Regions from separate parts of the Homo sapiens genome. Here region 2 is linked to region 1. A link is a contact called in ENCODE Hi-C or POLR2A ChIA-PET data. All regions are on one chromosome and are shown on one strand. Each heading gives the region's core, a stretch centred on a gene start or an enhancer-like site at or near the end of the contact. The rest is flanking DNA. Distances are from core to core; before and after follow the strand shown.

The links. A loop is a pair of places that touch in the nucleus more often than their neighbours do. ChIA-PET counts read pairs that join two places held with the same protein, here RNA polymerase II (POLR2A). Pooled maps may share reads with other maps.
Region 2: a loop to region 1 is called in a map of B cell, with 19 times the contacts of the local background. The contact joins the promoter of TMEM229B here to the promoter of PIGH in region 1. A Hi-C loop is called at or near these places in 2 of 168 maps with a recorded cell type or tissue (B cell and CD4-positive, alpha-beta memory T cell), 11 of 37 single-sample maps with no recorded cell type and 11 of 50 pooled maps. POLR2A ChIA-PET finds 5 or more read pairs at or near these places in 7 of 52 experiments (B cell, CD4-positive, alpha-beta T cell, CD4-positive, alpha-beta memory T cell and 4 more).

What each region holds. Positions count from the first base shown.
Region 1 is chr14:67,599,018-67,605,488 of GRCh38, reverse strand. It overlaps PIGH (phosphatidylinositol glycan anchor biosynthesis class H), which reads left to right and starts at 5,221. Exons shown (of 4, transcript NM_004569.5): 1 at 5,221-5,465. The coding sequence starts at 5,286. It also overlaps a transcript of GPHN not described here. RefSeq lists an enhancer at 5,224-5,543.
Region 2 is chr14:67,485,637-67,492,220 of GRCh38, reverse strand. It overlaps TMEM229B (transmembrane protein 229B), which reads left to right and starts at 3,500. Exons shown (of 3, transcript NM_001348543.2): 1 at 3,500-3,713; 2 at 5,049-5,221. It also overlaps a transcript of GPHN not described here. RefSeq lists enhancers at 1-278, 279-819, 3,369-3,788, 3,426-3,925, 4,089-4,158.

The DNA.
Region 1 (6,471 bases), core at 3,972-6,471:
GCACTTTGGGAGGCCAAGGTGGGAGAATACCTTGAGCCCAGGAATTTGAAGTTATAGTGAGCTGATATTTGTGCCAATGGACTCTAGCCTGGGTGACAGAGTGAGATGGTGTCTCTAAAAATAAATAAATAAAAAGGGAGAGTTAATAAATTTTTAATGTACATCATTTATGAGAATATCAGAAAACATCAAATACCTACAAATGAGGTCTAATGAAAGATGTGCAAATAATTGTTAAGCATTGCTGAGAGAAATTAGAGAAGACTTCAATAAATGGAGAGATGCCAGGTTCATGGATTGGAACATGCGGCATAGTTAAGATGTCAATTCTCCCTTAGATTGATTGATAGATTCAGTACAATCCAAGCAAAATTTTTGGTGAAAATACAAAAACCCTATAATAGCCAATACAATTTTGAAGAAAAGGTATAAAGTTGAAAGACTTAACAGTATGAGAAATCAAGACCTACTGTAGAGCTACAGTAATTGAGACAGGTTGCTATTAGCACAAGGGAAGACAAAATAGAACAACAGAACATAATAGAGAGTGTGGAAATAGACCGAGAAATTTGTGGTCACCTATTTACAACAAAGGCACTATCTCAATTAGGGGGGAAGGGTAGTCTTTTCAACACGTGCTGCTGGGAAACAAAATGACCCTTAACCTCTACAAACAAAAATTAGTTCAAAATGGATCATTGGCTTAAATATGAAAGGTAAAATAATTAAGCTTCTAGGGAAAAAAAAGATAGGCAAAGTTTTTTTTGTTGTTGTTGTTTTGTTTGTTTTTTCTCGCTCTGTTACCCAGGCTGGAATGCAGTGGCTTGATCACAGCTTTTTGTAGCCTCCTACAGTAAGCTGGGCTTACTGGGCTCAAGCAACCCTTCTGCCTCAGCCTCCCTAGTACCTAGTAGCTGTGCCACCATGCCCAGCTTTTTGTTTTTTGTTTTTTGTTTGGTAGAGTCAGAGTCTCGCTATGTTGCCCAGCATGTTCTGGAACTCCTGAGCTCAAACGATCTTCCTGGCTCAGCCTCTCAAAGTGCTGGGATTATAGGCATGAGCCACCATGCCCGCAAGACAGGCAAAGCTTCCTAAACAGGACAAAATATTATACAACACTAGCCATAAAAGACAAGATTGATAAATTGGACTTTATGAAAATTAAAACCTCTGTTCATCAAAAGACACCATTAGAGTATGGAAAAGTAAGTCACAGACTGTTTTACTGCTTGGAGGATATACCTCAATTAAAACATTTCCTTAAATGGACAGATGAGGAGACTTCCATTTCTGAAAGATGGAACAGACATTCTTTGCCTATCCATCCCAGTAAGAAAGCTAAAACCTTTGCGCCTGTAATCCCAGCTACTTGGGAGGCTGAGGCACAAGAATCGCTTGAACCCAGGAGGTGGAAGTTGCAGTGAGTAGAGATTGTGCTACTGCACTCTTGCCTAGGCGACAGAGCAAGACTGTCTCAAAAAAAAAACAAAAACAAAAAACAAGGGCAGGGCTGGGAGCGGTGGCTCACGCCTATAATCCCAGCACTTTGAGAGGTTGAGGCGGGCAGATCACCTGAGGTCAGGAGTTTGAGACCAGCCTGACCAACATGGAGAAACCCCATCTCTACTAAAAATACAAAATTAGCTGGGCATGGTGGCGCATGCCTGTAATCCCAGCTACTTGGGAGGCTGACCTCAGCAGGAGAATCGCTTGAACCTGGAATGCGGAGGTTGTGGTGAGCCAAGATTGTGCCATTGCACTCCAGCCTGGGTAACAAGAGCAAAACTCCGTCTCAAACAAACAAACAACCCACAAAGCAGTAATAAGGATTTTAGTGACTGGGTGCAGTGGCTCATGCCTGCAATCCCAGCACTTTAGGAGGCCAAGGCAACAGGAACGCTTCAACCCAGGCATTCAAGGTCACAATGAGTTATGATTATACCACTGCACTGCAGCCTGAGTAACAGAGCAACACCCTCTCTCTAAAAAGAAAAAGGATTTTAGAGATCTTAGACTACCACAGTATTTATTCCTAATAATTGAGTATTTTTAAAAAATTAAGTAAAGTACATTTGGCCTTTTTCTTTCTATAACTCTATAATTGTGAAACTTCTTAGCCTGCTGGGCATGGTGACTCATGCCTGTAATCCCAACTCTTTGGGAGGCTGAGGCCGAAGGATCACCCGAGCCTAGGAGTTTGAAAATAGCCTGGGAAACATAGTGAGATGCCATTTCTACAAAATATGCAAAAATTAGCCTGATGTGGTAGAGTGTGCCTGTAGCCCTAGATACTTGAGGGGCTGAGGTGGGAGGATCTCTTTAGCCCAGGAAGTTGAGACTGCAGTGAGCCATGACCGTACCACTGCTGCACTCCGCTTTCGGTGACAGAGCAAGACCTTGCCTCAAACAAAACAAAACAAACCAGAAAGAAAGAAAAAGAAAAGAAACTTCTTAGCCTGTACAGGTACCTTTTGTATTGTAGACCCTCTGGAAGTTTGGCGAAATGAATGGACCCTTTATTATAATAATGCTTTAAAATGTATAAATACATAGGACTTCTAAGAAAATCAACTAAATTAAAATATGGTTATCAAAATATTTTAAAAATGTGTTACAGTGATATGTTTCTCTTTATTGACACATTAAATAATAATAGCTAGTGATGGGTTTAATAATTACTGCAATTTTGAAGTAGCAATGACTAGAAATGACATTTTGAAACAATTATTGTGAAAAGAAAATATCTGTGATTTCTGTCAGTGACAAAAATCACAAGCTCTACTAATACTAGTTTGTTGCCCATATTCATAATCAAAAGAAATGTTAAATTTTAATTAGAAGTTAATGAAACTAAAAATGAAACACTGATTCTATCCGTGGAGCCCAAGTTAAGAACTCCAGGACTACAGGCTTCCCCAAAACATTAACAGTACTTATCTCTGAGTGATGGAAATATGGGTGGTTTACATTTTTTTCTTTTCTGTATTTTTCAAATTTTCCACAATAAGCAAATATCACTTTTATAATTATAAAACACATGATATATGCAATAGTAAAAGGGGTGATATGGTTCGGCTCTCTGTGCCTACCCAAATCTCATGTCAAATTGTAATCTCCACTTGTTAGGGGAGGGACCCAGTGGGAGGTGATTGGATCATGGGGACGGATTTCCCCCATGCTGGTCTCGTGATGCTGAGTGAGTTCTCTCACGAGATCTGACGGTTTAAAAATGTGGCACTTCCCCACTCCCCTCCTGCTGCCATGTAAGACATGCCTGGCTTCCCCTTTGCCTTCCACCATTATTGTAAGTTTCCTGAGGCCTTGCCAGCCATGTGGAACTGTGAGTCAATAAACCTCTTTTCTTTATAAATTACCGAGTCTCAGGTAGTTCTTTATAGCAGTGTGAAAACGGACTAATAAAAGGAGTGTATTAATTGTCAGATTCGGGGCACAGAAATAAAACTAGAAAAATAAAGAAGTGCTTGAAGAAATCCTTTAGGAAAAAAGAAAGGGAAATAAAATTCTGAATGAAGATGAAGAAACGGAACCTTTCATCAGAGAGACTTAAAGCTGGTGAGACCTTTATGCCATGGATCTTTTTTTTTTTTTAAATGAATATAGACACAGTCTTGCTCTGTTGCCCAGGCTGGTCTTGAACTCCTAAGTTCAAGTGATTCTCCTGCCTCAGCCACCCGAACAGCTGGGATTACAGGCATGCTCCACCATGCCCAGGTAATTTTTTTGTATTTTTAGTAGAGATGGTTTCACCATGTTGGCCAGGCTGATCTTGAACTCCTGACCCAAGTGATCTGCCCTCCTCAGCCTCCCAAAGTGCTGAGATTACAGGCATGTGCCACCATGCCCAGCCCATCACAAGTGTTTTGACAGTCCACATAGCCACTCCTGGGCCACATCAGAAGTAAAAATGGAACTCATAGGCCACTATTACTCATGAGTTTAGTAATTTTATTATCCATTTCTTCTGCATCTCCCGCTCCTGCTTAATTCCCAGCCAGGTCTTGCCTGTCTACCACGGTCCAAGCAGTCATTTGGGAGACAGAACTCCCAGGCAGTGAAATCCAAACTCCTTACCAGACCCTACAAGACCCTCTTGGATCTGACCCCTACCTGCCTCCCCAGCTTCCAACTGTTTTCCCCACACACCAACCTTTCTCGCCTTTTGATTATTTCATTAAGCCAAGCTTGTTCCAACTTCGAGGGGTTTGCCTTTCCTGGTCTTTCTTTCTGGCAAATTCCTCCTCCAGAGCTCCTTCAGTCCTGTCTGGCTCGTCACCCTTGTAACTCAGTGTCCTCTTACTTAGAGACTTCGCCTGACTGCCCTATGTAAAGTCCTCAGTCCATCCCTGCCAGTCAGCATAGTATTGCCAACGATACTCTCTTATTTCCATATTGTCTCCTACTAGAAAGGAAGCTGCCCGAGGGCAGAGACTGTCATCAACATCGTTCACTGCTGCATCCTCAAGCACCTCAAACTACCCGGCACAGGAAAAGAGTAAGTGAAATGAATACCCGTGGGCTCTCCTTGCGGCTCACTCTGGCTTAGAGAAATCGGCTTGCCAAGCAAAAGCATGATTAAAACTGTGGGTTTGGGCTGGGTGCGGTGGCTCACGCCTGTAATCCCAGCACTTCGGGAGGCCGAGGCGGGCGAATCACCTGAGGTCAGGAGTTTGAGACCAACCTGGCCAACATGGTGAAACCTGTCTCTACTAAAAATACAAAAATCAGCAGGGCGTGGTGGCGCGCGCCTGTAATCCCAGCTACTCAGGAGGCTTAGGCAGGAGAATCGCTTGAACCCGGGGGAAGCAGGTTGCAGTGAGCCGACGTCGCGCCATTCCGTCTCAAAACAAAAACAAACTGTGGGTTTGTTTTGAGACAGGGTCTTGCTCTCTCGCACAGGCTAGAGAGCAGGGGCATGATCTCCGCTCACTGCAACCTCGACCTCCCAGGCTCAAGCGATCCTCCCGCCTTGGCCTCCCAGTGCTGGACTACAGGCCTGAGTCAACGCGCCCGGTCTAAAAACGATTTTAATCTTTCCACTTAACTATTGCCCCGACGAGGTTTTTTCGAAGACAGTCAAGGCCGGCCCGGAAGAACGCACAACCATCAGCCCCCAGCAGAGCTCTCGGCGCGCAACTGAGGCTGCGCAGGCTTAGGGCGGGGCGTGGTGACGCGGCTGCCGGAAGCGGGTCTGGAGCGGGCGAGACGGCCAGGGCCGGCGAGCGCAGTGCAGCGCCGCGCGGTGCGGGCGGCCGAGTGGGGGCGTCATGGAGGATGAGCGGAGCTTTTCGGATATCTGCGGCGGCCGCCTGGCGCTGCAGCGCCGCTACTACTCCCCGTCCTGCCGGGAATTCTGCCTCAGCTGCCCTCGGCTCTCGCTGCGTTCGCTCACCGCTGTCACCTGCACGGTGTGGCTGGCGGCCTACGGACTCTTCACCCTCTGCGAGGTAATGGCAAGTCGGCCCCTCCCCGCGCTCGAAGGAGGGGGTTCGGCTTTGGGAGGGTCTTTGGGGTCTTTGGTCGAGCCCGGACCTCTGGTCGGCCCCTCCTACAGTGATAGGACAGGAGGGCGGGAACTCACGGGTTCTGGGGACGATATTCCGCTGCTGGACAGCTCTTTAAATGACGTTTAGTGAAATGTGTGCTCCTGGATAGTACATTCCCCTTCCGTGGCTGTGCTCTGCTCCGTGGGTTCACTCAGCATACATCTAGTTCTTGCGCGACGGCCTAAAACTTTAACTGCCATGTGTTCTATGTAGTATAGGCGCGCAGTAATTTAATTCCAAGAGTTCAAGGAACTACTAAGTGGGTCTTCCTCGTCCATCCCTTCTGCTCCTCAAAGTAGTACTGCTAACAATACTTTACGTAGACTTCCACAAACTGTCTTTGCCTCCACAAGTGTGTGTGTTTATCTGTGTGTATAGATAGAGTGTTATAGTTCTTCCTAATCTCTGTTTTTCAAGGGAGTTTTTTAACCCTCCCTCCTCCCAAACCCTTCCCCAATTTCAAGTACTTTCTAAAGGTTTATGAAATTTTGGACGTGTGTGATAGCTGTGCTCAATTTCCAGATTCATTCCTGTTTTCTCTGAGCCTCAATTTTCTACATCTCTAAAATAGAATTCATGCCTGCCATACCAGCTTCATGATATTGTGAGGGTTAAATGCAGTAACTTTGTGACAGCTCTCAAATAAAAAGAATTATCCTAATTTTCAGGATAAGTTCTAGTTTCATATGTAGTGCCTGAATTGAATGTATTATCCCAGAAGTGATCTAATCAGAGCTAAGTACAGCAGGGCTATTTATTTTTGTAACTTGGATATTGTTTCCATTACTGCATCCATTCGCTTTTTTGCTGTCAAAGCGTGTTTCAGAGCATGGTAATTTAGCATAGAAATATGCAGAATTAAGACTGCCCTAATTGCAGGAAACTATCTAACTATCTAAACCGTATG
Region 2 (6,584 bases), core at 2,251-4,750, 110 kb after region 1:
GGGTGGGAATGGGAGGAAATAGACGTGGGACCAGAGACCACCCTCCAAGGCGATGGAGTTGGGTGGTCAGGGTTTGCTCAGTGGGGGACTTTGAGAGGGGCATGTGAGATAGAGTGGGCTAGATGGGGAGGAGGAAGGGGGAGAGGAGAGGGAAAGGACAGGTGGCCTCCAAGTGAGACAGAAGACAGTGGGGTGAGATGTCAGGCAGGTGGGGCAATGCAGCTTCCAAGCTCAGAGCAAGGGGCACAGAGGGGAAGGACAGGGCCCCGTGGGGTTGGGGCCTGGCTCCCATCTCCATGCACCTTCCCCATGCCAGGCAGGCCCCCGCGGCCTGGGCCTCTCCTTGCTTCCTGGGGGAGCTGGACAGACACAGGCTTTCCCCTCAGGGAATCTGGAATACTGATTGCTTTTGTAGTTGAGCTTGGCCCCTCCTTGGTGTAGGAAGTTACCAGATCCATTTGTGCTCAGGGCTTTTCTTACTCTAGGATAAGTAAAAGTGGTTGTTCTGAGTCACGTGAGAAGAACTGGGGGCTTTGAGTAACCAGAGGGCTCCCCAGTGGGCCTTTAGGCATCTTCTCTACTTTGTGGGCACCTGGGTCAGGGTGCGGTGTAATAAGAAATGTATTCGGTCTTTGTCCCGGGTCCCTGTCATAGAGCTCCTAAAACCCTTGAAATTTCCTGAGTGAAAGGAATGTCTTTTGTTATTCATAATAAGCACCTTTGATAACACCTGAGTTTATGCTAATGAAGTTACTGGGGAAGTGGTGGGGTGGTGGAGGGGCTAGACAGCCTCAGGATGGAGCCAGTCTCCAGAAAGACCAAATGCTTAGAGGATTAGAACATTTGGCCTCACCCTCCAACCTCCAAGAAAGGTGTGGGAGGGTGGAGATCAAGCTACATAAAAACTCTTGAATAAGATTTGATAGGTTTCTGGGTGGCTGAACATGTGGCGGTGCTGGTGGGTGACCCCCCAATACGTCACCCTATCCATCTCTGCATCTGGTTGCTCATCTGCACCCTTTGTGATAAATCAGTAAAGGTAAGTGTTTCCCCGGGTTCTGTGAGCCATCCTAGCAAATTAATAGAACCCAAGGAGGCGGTCATGGGAACCCTGGTTTGTAACCAATTGTTCAGAAGTATAGGTGACGATCTACTTGTGACTGGCATCTGAAGTGGGGGCAGTCTTGTGGGACTGAGCCCTCAGAATGTGGGATCTGCTGCTATCTCAGGATAGATAGCATCAGAGTTTAAATGAACTGTAGGAGACCCAGTTGGTGTCTGCTGGAGAAATGTGACCAGATATGGGGGGCATATCTGCCCCCCTCCACGCCCACCCCATATCTGGTCACAGAAGTGTTCTGCTTTGAGTGTGAGAGCAGAAGGAAAAAACTTTTTTTCCTTTACAGGGAGATTTGGGGAGTGTTAAGGAAAAGGAGAGTGGGGGTAAAAAAACAGAGGTAGTATTTGCCTGCATGCTTTCTGGCTCCAGTGTTAGGTTCCAGGCCAAGGAGATGATGAGGGGCCGGGGAGAGAGATCTGATTTTTAGGTTCTGGTCAGAGAAGCAGAGACTCAATCCTGCAAGCCCAGCTTACCTTAAATAGTTATAGGAAAGGAGAGAAAATGGTGCGAAGGGAATTTCCTGCCAGTAGCCTCTTTGGGAAGTGAATCCTATGTGCATGAAAACTGATGTGGCTTTTGAGAGTGCCAGCACATTGTAGAAATAACAGAACAGGAGTTGTTATTCTCTGACCTGAACCTGCGCTTGGCCCCTTGCCCACATAGGAGGCTGCAGTATCTCCCCTGATGCCTGGAACAGTCTGTTCCTGCCCCAGTCTTCCTTGCGTGATGTTGGACATGCCTTCTGTATTGTGCAAACCCAGGCCGCCCACTCTGCCTCTCTTCATTCTCTGGTGGTGCAATGGCTCCTGGAGATGGGAGAAAGGAGAGTGAGCACACTCCTTGCTTCCTTCACCTGCAGAGACAGCCTTGCCTTTAGTAAACCAACATGTATGGCTCATCTGTGATGGTGGCCTATAAATTAGAGAAAAACACAAGACATTGCTATGTTTGATTAGTAACATTGGATGTTTCAGTCGCCCAAGAATTTAAATGCAGCTGGGCCCTTCTCCACCTTGCCTGTCCATCCATCCAGCAGAAATTTTATGATCTCAAGAAATTCATAGCGTGGTGGGGGAAACAGACACATAGACAGAATTTTTTTTTTTTTTTTGAGACGGAGTCTCGCTCTGTCGCCCAGGCTGGAGTGCAGTGGCGTGGTCTCAGATCACTGCAAGCTCTGCCTCCCAGGTTCACGCCATTCTCCTGCCTCAGCCTCCCAAGTAGCTGGGACTACAGGTGCCCACCATCACACCTGGCTAATTTTTTGTGCTTTTAGTAGAGATGGGGTTTCACCATGTTAGCCAGGATGGTCTCGATCTCCTGACCTCGTGATCCGCCCGCCTCGGCCTCCCAATGTGCTGGGATTACAGGCGTGAGCCACCGCGCCCGGCTACATAGAAAGAATTTTAAGATGGGATGACATGTTTCAGTTGAAGGATGGTCAGATCCCCCTGGGAACATCAGTGATGGAATGACCTGGAGGTTGTGGGACGGCATCGCAAAGGAGTGAGGAGGGAGCAGGGTCTGGAAGAAGGAGTCAGAATGGTGGCTGCAGAGGAGGGCAGGAGAGATGACAGTGCTTGAAACAGGCCGGTGGTCTCTGCTTCTTCACGCTCCCAGCAGCGTCTCAGGCATATTGACCAGAAGCTGCATGGACAAACTCAGCTATAAGTTTGCAAAATAAGCAGCTTACTTGGAATGGACTAAGTAGTTTACACTGACTTGAAGACCCTTGCATGCAGACATGTGCCTTAAGGATGAGATTTGGGTGGGAAGCAGTTCGAAGGCACATTGTATGGGGACAGGGTGATTCTGGAGGCTGAGGACTGGGATTTGAATCAAATGTTTGGATTTGGCCAAATCTCTTAATGTCCTGAACCCTCTGTGTTTTCATTTCTAAAATAGAGGTGACCATTTCTGCCCTTCCTGCCCCTCAGGAGCCTGAGAAAATCATGAGAGATGATCTAAGTTCCATCCATATGTTAGTTGCTATAAGGGCTCATCATTCATTCATATGTTCCAAGAAACTCTGGTTCAGGTCCTGCAGTCCTCAAAGGAGCCTCATGTCCCCTGTCCCCTGGGATCTACTCTTGGGGGATAGGGAGTGTCAGTGAGGCCTAGGGACAGCTTATGCACTTGGAGGGAGAGGTGCACCATCATCTCATCCTCCCTGCAACTAAGTTTTTCCTGGGGAAAAAGCCTGCAGACCAGGAAGTGGGAGGTGTCTGGTGGGACACTGCCCTCAAAAGGAGCCTTTCTGAGTGCTGGGGCTTCATCTGCCAGGGCTGCACCTCAGCAGGCAGTGGGCTCCCAGAGCTGGCTGCAGTAACCCGCAGGCTGTGCCGGCAGGATGTGGTCTTTGGTTTCTGTTTCTGTTTTAGTTCTGACTTGTGCCGTGGATGTGGCTGAGGGCCTAGGGTGGGGAGAAGTCTCCACAGGTGGGATTGAACTCCCCAGGCACATGGTCCTTGTGGTGCTGGTGGAGAGAGAGTCCCAGAGGGTTCGGACATGCTCCGTTAAAACCTTTTCCTCAAGGTGATAGGTACGTGTCAAGGTGACCCCTGTCCGCCATCCGGCAGGCTGGAAGAAGCCGGTAAGATGGACAGATCAGGGAGGGTTGGAGGGTCCCGTTTGTGAAGGAGCTGGGGAGGGGGAGGCAAGGCTGAGCACAGCAGCCCACTGTGATGCTCTCAGTGCAGAGGCCCCGGGGGGAGACCCAGGGGGGCACCCCCCAAAACCACACCATACAGTGAGTTTCAGTTCCCCCACTCCTGCCCTTTCACTTCTCCTCGGCTGCCTGGCTGCCTCACAGGTTGTCAGCTTGAGCAAGGGCCCAAGCGGCCTCTACTCAGAGACCCTGGTGGTCAGAGGGGAGTGGGGAAGGTGGACATGGGCATCAGCACAGACCAGCACCTCTGGTCCATCCTGCCTGGTCATCCACAGGGGAGTGCCAGCTCCCACCCCCAGCCACATACTGTTCTCAGCTTCTGAGTGGCTGGGCTGTCCCAGAGGGCCATGCTGGGCCTGAGTGCTGTCCTTGGGCATATGCAGATGGTGTTGTATCCAGGGGGTTTTCAGGGAAGCTTTAGCACTTTCATATTAAAACAAAAAATGTTGGAATCTCCATTAAATAGTCAAGTCTTAGGGATAGTAGTAAAAACATGGCTGTACATGGCTGGCCAGGCACAGTGGCTCACGCCTATAATCCTAGCACTTTGGGAGGCTGAGGTGGGAGGGTTGGCCAAGAGCTTGAGACCAGCCTGGTCAACATAGCAAGACCCGTCTCTACTTGATTTTTTTTTTTAAAGTACATGGCAAAGGGCATTATAAAGTAAGATTTGTATTAGCTTGTAGCTGGTTACTGATGTTCATAGGAAGGGCCTCAACCATAATAATGGTGAAATAATAAAATGAGATGAATAAATATTAGAGAGGTAGAATAGTACGTAGAAAGGTTTAGCACACATTTTGTTTTTCTGCACGAGTGGTTGTTCTCTGCTTTCAAAGTGCTGAAACGAATGTCCTACATTGTCTGCCTTCCATGAGGTTCTGACCGCCCTTGAGAACAGATGTACCCACTACAGGGTGAAGGTGAGAATGTAATTTGAAGCTGAATGAGAATGGAGCTGGATTCTAAAATTATATCCCCTCTCAGATTCACAAGTGTTCACACATTTAGGCAAGAAGCCCTAAGTCCTAACCCTGGACATGTGGATTGTCCAGGACCATCCCAGACTTTTGTGGCTGGATTAATCAGACCTGAGCAAACTGGATGCAAAGAGGAGGGGGTAGGTTCCGGGAAGGGGCCCTGGTGGCCAGGGTGGGATGAGTGTCTGGTGCTGAGCCCAGAGCCCAGGCCCTTGCAATGTTTTTCTTGGATCTGCTGGGGGCAGTTTAAGCTAATAAAAGCCTCCTCTTTTATTCCCAGGGACACATGGAAGCTGCCAGCCCCCCAGCCAAGGATCAGCTGAGCCCTAGGGCTGATGCTTGCCTACGTTGCTGAGAATGGCACTGAGGCCCAGCCAACAAAGGTTAACCCAGGACACTCCTGGACAGTGATCCTGATGTCTGTTGTGAGCTGCACACTCAAGGGTGTGATAAGTGAGTATGTTACAAGCACCCAGGGGATCACCAGCCCAGCGATCCTGCCTGCTCGGCACCTCATCAGCATGGGCACGAGTCTGGAGGTTCTAGTTCTGAGTCTGTTCCCCATCCAAGGTCCTGTCACAGGGCAATGGGAGGGGAATGTCAAGCAATATTGGGCCATCACATGCGGGAGCCGTCTTATGGCCACATGGCCTCTAAAATCCAGGCCAGACCCAGTGTATTAGTTTGTTTTCGTGCTGCTGATAAAGACATACGTAAGAGTGGAAAATGTATACAGAAAAAGAGGGTTAATTCCACGTGTCTGGGGAAGCCTCACAATCATGGTGGAAGGCAAGGGGAAGCAAGTCACATATTACAAGGTTGGTAGCAAGCAGAAAGAGAGCTTGTGCAGGGAAACTCTCCCTTATAAAACCATCAGATCAGCCGGGCACTGTGGCTCACGCCTGTAATCCCAGCACTTTGGGAGGCCGAGGTGGGTGGATCGCAAGGTCAACAGATTGAGACCATCCTGGCCAACATGGTGAAACCCCATCTGTACTAAAAATACAAAAATTAGCTGGGCATTGTGGCATGCACCTGTGGTCCCAGCTATTCAGGAGGCTGAGGCAGGAGAATCGCTTGAACCTGGGAGGCAGAGGTTGCAGTGAGCCAAGATCGTGCCATTGCACCCCAGCCTGGCAACAGAGCAAGACTCTGTCTCAAAACAAAACAAAACAAAAACCCATCAGATCTCATGAGATTTATTCACTATCACAAGAACAGCATGAGAAAGACCTGGCCCCATGATTCAATTACCTCCCACCCAGTTCCTCCCACAACATGGTGGAAATTCAAGATGAGATTTGGGTGAGGACACAGCCAAACCATATCATTCAGATTGTCTGGCGTGAGTGAAGCGAGCACTCACACCTGGGAAACAGCATCTACTTTGGCCGTCAGGCTTCAGATCTGTGCAGTGAGGACCATGCATCACCTGGGACTGGACTCTGCCCAGAAGCCATGAGCAATGCATGTGCTGCTGGTCTAGGAGGCCTGGAGTAGGGCATCCAGGGCCCTGGGAGGTGGGGGGATTTGTGAGCCTTAGCTGCCATAAGAGTGACCACCAGGGGATCTGGAGGAGCATGTCCTCTTGCTTTTGTCACATATCAGCAGCAGCATCTCCTCCTCAGCGAGACAAGCTCGAGGTAGGGTGAGAGGCTCCTAACTGCACAGCCCTGCCTGTCCTCACAGGCCTTTCTTTCCAGCCTCAGCCCCTGGCTTTTCCTTGATGATGCCTTAAAAAATGACAATTGGCTGCTTTCCCAACCCCCAGAGGCCTGTCTGGCCTGAAGGCTGTTATGTCTGTGCAGGGCCCGTA